2 separate regions of the Homo sapiens genome follow, and region 1 is linked to region 2. A link is a contact called in ENCODE Hi-C data. All regions are on one chromosome and are shown on one strand. Each heading gives the region's core, a stretch centred on a gene start or an enhancer-like site at or near the end of the contact. The rest is flanking DNA. Distances are from core to core; before and after follow the strand shown.

Region 1 (2,637 bases), core at 138-2,637, 470 kb after region 2:
TTTCAGAAACTTACAAATTTAATTCAGGAAAGTCACTAGCTTGTTATCTCAAAAAAAAAAAAGGTTCTAAGTAAATCATTTGTACTCTCTTGTCACAATTTTGCCTGTATAAGAAGAATTTAATGCTATTTTTCCCTGGCTTTCCTCACTGGCATAGCAAAGAAAATAAAGAAATTTAAGAATCTTAATCTTATCCCAAATAAAGCTGTGTACAGTAACTAAAACAAATACAAAAAAATTATGCCTACATACATAACTTTTAAAAAACTAATCTATAAATGGCAGAATTAGAAAGACACCATTTGGCAGCCCCTAATAATGACTCTAGGCAAGGATCATTAGTAAATGCTAACAGAGTAAAAAGCTGAGGGGTTGACGGGGATACTTGATAGAGGGTGTGACACGATCCAAACTCAATCTCCTCATCCCTAAAATTAAAATAAGCAAACACATGTGCCATGTGCGAGAGAGAAGTGCACAATACTTATGAAAGATTCATTTCTAAAAAAATTTGAGGCCAAGCGAGGTGGATCACACCTGTAATCCCAGCACTTTAGGGAGGCCGAGGTGGGCAGATCACTTGACGTCAAGTTTGAGCCCAGCCCGGCCAACATGGTGAAACTCCATCTCTACTAAAAACACAAAAATTAGTTGGGCGAGGTGGCAGGCGCCTGTAGTCCCAGGTACTCAGGAGGCTGAGGCAGGAGAATCACTTAAACCCGGGAGCCGGAGGTTGCGGTGAGCCGAGACCATGCCACTGCACCCAGCCTGGGCGACAGAGTGAGATGCTGTCTCAAAAAAGAAAAAAGGAAAAAAAAAAAGAAAATTTGAACTCCAATCTATTTAAACCTCTCTACCTCAATGAGCACAGATTAATGACCGGGTTACAGGGGTAAAAAAAGGAAAGAGAAACAAGCTAAACGACACTAAATGAAGAAACGATCAGACAAATCTAGAATATGGTGCAGGAAAAATTACCTAGTTTTTTTTTTAACAAACCAAGAATAAAAAGAGGGGAGCTTCTACAGATAACAGGCTGATTTAAATATATTTGGAGATGATAAAATTTATTTCCACGTTTCAGGAAAGGGCTCTAAGAGACATAAACCTGGGAAGGAAGCATTAACAGCAGGCTTGCAATTGATTTTCTCCTGCTAGTGTCACTTCCAGAAAGACACAATCTAATCAAATCTCCTGGGAAGCATGCTAATGACAGACTTCTTGTCAAATACATTAATGGCATTTACTACCAGGATGGTACTAAGAGGTAGAGAGAGAGAGAGCCAGCAAAGAAATGGGGGACCACAGTTCTACAGCCACATGCAACTGAATTCTACCAACAATCTGAATGCACCTGGAAACGGATGTTCCCCTAGTGCCTCTAGAAAGGAATGTAGCCCCGCTGCCACCTTGATTGGCCTTGTGAGACTCTAAGCAGAGACCTAGCTGAACCACCCTGTGGTGGTTCTGATGCACAGAACCTGTGGGATATTAAATGGCTGCTATTTTAAGCTGCTAAATTTGTGTTAATTTGGTAGGGTAGTAATAGAAAACTAATATGGCTCAGAATCTTTGTTTCAGCACCATTTTTTAATTGAGCTATAACTCACATATCATCAAAGTCATCTTTTAAAAGTGTACAATTAGTGGTTTTTAGTATATTCACAAAGTTAGGCAACCATCATCACTGTCTAATTCCAGGTCATTTTCATCACCCCAAAAAGAAAAACAAAAGTAGTCACTGTCCACTTCCTCCTCTCCCTAACCCCGGCAACCAACCACTAGTTACTTTCAGTTTCCATTGTGTTTCAAAAATACTTTTAGATAACTTATCAAAGTTATCTAAAAGTCTCTCCAAAGGTTCCTACTAAAAATAATTATATTGTTTTAATTAGGCTGAATTAATTTAATTTTACTTAGGCTGAATTAAAAATATTTGGAGATGATGAAATTTATTTCCACATTTCCAAGAGAGACAGCAGGCATATAAAGGATTTTCAGCTAGATAAAAAGACCTACCAGGTGTCCTATCTGGCTAGATATCTGATAAGAATGAAGCGACAGCTCAGCTGAAGTCAATATAGAAGGGGATGAACACCTGGGAATCAAACTGAATTGCACATCTCAGAAAATAGCAAGGGGGAGACCCTGACTAGTGGAGGCTACCGGATGGAAACAGACGAGAATGAACTATAACTTTCCATTCTCTGAACCCACAGAAGGCCCCACAGAACACAGACAACACCTCAAGGAGAACTGGGAGAAAGCCCTGGACTGAGTTTCAATCTTTAATGACAGGGGAGTTGGAAAAAAAAAAAACTGTAATTGCCTGGAATTAATGGACTAGATTACACTATCTTTTGCTAGACATGGTGGAACTAACCTAGAGACCCTGTTCAGAGTCCTCACCTTTCAACAGGAAGAATCTGGTCTGTTTGTTTATGAATAAATCTGAAATTTGTGGATTTATAGGGCAGGACTCCTTGGGAAAATATAACAATTATAAAAACAATAATATAAATATGAGTAATTTCAGTTAACACAGCATGTAAATGACTAAGATATTTCCATACCTTCTGCATGACTTTTCTTGCCCACCTCAACTGCAATATATACCACTGTGCTACAGGAAAAGAA
Region 2 (2,700 bases), core at 102-2,601:
GAACTAGAACTGCCAAGGGATTTGAGTGCCTGATGGATTCTGAAGACTGAAATATACATGACCCCAAAAAGCAATGTCATTTGTAAATATTTGTTAATGAGTTTAGTGAAGTGCTACATGGAGGAATGATCTAGCCAATGAGAACAATGTGCACCAGCCAGTTGGATTCTTGAAGCTGCAGAGACTTCATCTTCAGCCACAGCAGGTGGCTGAGGGCTAGAGTTACTTGGGACTTTCCCCAATGCTCTAGTTCCTTCTATCTCTTGGAAACAAGTCTGGCTCAATATGTTCAGCAGCCCCATTGATGTTGCCCAGAGGAAGTGTGGATCAGGGCTCGCTGACCCCAAGGTTAGCAGCAGAAGAGCAGGGCCTCTGCCTCCCCAGCCAGGAAGCCCACAGTCTTGGCCACATGAATGAAGGAGGTCTTGGCAGCATCTGACACACCTCGGGGTAATGATTTAGCCACCCCAAATTACCGTGTCTCCACAAAATAGTCACTTGGGGCCACACTACATTGTGGAGAGATAATGAAAGAGCTTCTATTTTTGAGCTATCTTTTCCTCATATGCGAATAATTTCACACACAAAAAAATGAGAAAACCACTTCTCTCTGTCACCTACAGAATCAGGAACAGGGATCAGATTATCTTTTAGATACCCGCCCCAAAAAGAAATAAAAATCAAGAAAACATGGGTAAATACCATGGTGGACATTTAAATGAAGCTGAGAAAGAAAGCTTTCTCTATTTAGAGAAGAATTCAAAATGGATGGCAGGAGATTTGTTGAAAATAAGGAAGAGGGAGGGAAAGGTTAGTAAATAATAGGTCAAATCTTCAGCCTAGAGGGCACTACTAAGTTTTCTTTTGTTCCCCCTTAGGTTTCCTGGTGTAGCAGTGCAGTTGCAACGTAGTTTTGTTTTTTGGGTTTCTTTAAACCTAGAGTGGTAAGAGGGACTTGGTGGCGATGGACTGCCATGGGTCGGTTCCTTAGAGGGCTCTTGAGTTTTTCCCACCTGTCTCCAACTCCAGGGCCACCACTCTAATAAAGCCACTGCCATCTCTGACCAGCTCCCCTGCTGTGGCTTTCACTCTTGCTCTCTTTACAGCCCATTCCACACAGCAGCAGCCAGCATGGCACTTCCCGTTCTGGGCCCCTCCCACTGACTGCACCCTGTGCTTGTCCTTCATAGTGTGTAAAGATCTGTATGTGGGGTGATTTGACTAACGGTTCTCTCCCCTTAAGTATAAGTAAACCTATGAGGGCAAGGACTGCTTACCTTAGCATCCTTGGTTCCTGGTAGGATGCCCATCCCATAACAGGCTGGAGCTCCTGGGTGTGTGGGAGGGAGTAGGAAGGAAGCAACAGCTGCCAATCAAAGGCCCATTTGGGCATGTGACCCTTAGCTAGCCAATCAGAATCCTTTCCAGGGTTGTAGCAGTTGAAGCTGTGAGCAGCTCAGTTGGTTGGGTTGTCTGTCTTGTCTTGGCTTGGATTCTCCCAGAAGGAGATCCTGAGTCAATGATTCGGGTGCAAGTAGATTTCTTCTGGGAGCCTTTCTTTAATAAAGCACTTGCACCTGAGTCATTGACTCAGGATCTATTTCAGGATCTCCTTCTTGAGGGAGAGGGCGAAACAGGATCCAGAAGAAGCAAAGCAATGGAGCAGGCATGGCATCAGGAAGAGGACAGGGAGGCTGCCGTAAGCCCAGCAGGCTCCCTTTCAGGCTGTTAAGGAGGGGGATGAGTACGAACATGAAGGTGGCCCAAGTAGCTCTAAGGTCCCTTCTCTCATCTCCTGTCCTTACCGGGGGCCGTAGGCTCTAGATAAAACGCTGCCCCACCACCCGCCAGGGCTTTTGTTTTGGCTCACCTTTCATCCGCCTTCTCAGACTCTGTCTGCCTTGGCTTCCCTCAGCTGAACCCAGGGAATTTGCATTTTGCTATTTTCCATCTGCACTGGGTAGCCTGGCTCCAGATGTTTGGGGCAGCAAATGCAGAAATTCCAGGCAAACGGATCTGATCATTCTCTGCTTGGCTCCACTCGCTGCATCCCAAGCACCAGATGCCTCACTGGTGTCTGCCTACCTTCCTGGGAGGCAGATCCACCGCTCATAAGATAGAGCCCAACGACAAGACCCTGTACTTATGGAGGCCTTTTATTTAACAACTCATTTCATTGAAGGAAAAATCTAGAATCTACTAAGACCTCCTGATATTTTTTAATTAACTAGAAATTGTGGATGTATCCCTCAATATTTTCATCTAAAGTGGTTGAAATGATAATGGAGGGGAAACTGTGTTTTAAAAGCGTGTTACTCCATTTCTTTCATTCACCTCCATCAATGATAATATGAGTTATCACTCTTAATATTAACCACGTGGCAGGCTTCATGCATTCTCACATACATTTCACCCTAAGGCCTGGAGAAGATAATTTCACCAAAGTCACACAGGTAGTACATGGAAAGGTGTAAATTTGAACCTGGATCTTACTGCAAACCCATACTCTTAACTGCTTCATTCAACTTTTGCCAGCAATCATTTGTCATAGACTAAATGCCAGAACCTAAGCCCAAGATTTTGCAGTATACAGAGGAGAAACTGGATGTCTTTTGAAATGCTTCAGAATGGTTTCTATAGTACATATCTGAGCAGCACTCCATGACCAAAGGATGCCAAATCCTTTGCCCCTTGTATTAC

What was found. Hi-C counts contacts between places; a loop is a spot of excess contacts on that map. Pooled maps may share reads with other maps.
Region 1: a loop to region 2 is called in a map of GM12878, with 2.8 times the contacts of the local background. The contact joins the enhancer-like site here to the promoter of SLC1A3-AS1 in region 2. A Hi-C loop is called at or near these places in 1 of 168 maps with a recorded cell type or tissue (GM12878), 10 of 37 single-sample maps with no recorded cell type and 7 of 50 pooled maps.

Annotation. Positions count from the first base shown.
Region 1 is chr5:37,196,129-37,198,765 of GRCh38, forward strand. CPLANE1 (ciliogenesis and planar polarity effector complex subunit 1) reads right to left here. Exons shown (of 53, transcript NM_001384732.1): 20 at 2,574-2,637. Among named protein-coding and RNA genes, the nearest start is that of CPLANE1-AS1, 52 kb to the right of the region's middle. Within about 2 kb of position 1,388, at least 5 of the 41 ENCODE cell types and tissues checked have a DNase peak (open chromatin) inside an H3K27ac peak, as active enhancers do.
Region 2 is chr5:36,723,837-36,726,536 of GRCh38, forward strand. It overlaps SLC1A3-AS1 (SLC1A3 antisense RNA 1), which reads right to left and starts at 1,352. Exons shown (of 2, transcript XR_007058736.1): 1 at 1,278-1,352. RefSeq lists enhancers at 1-39, 80-349.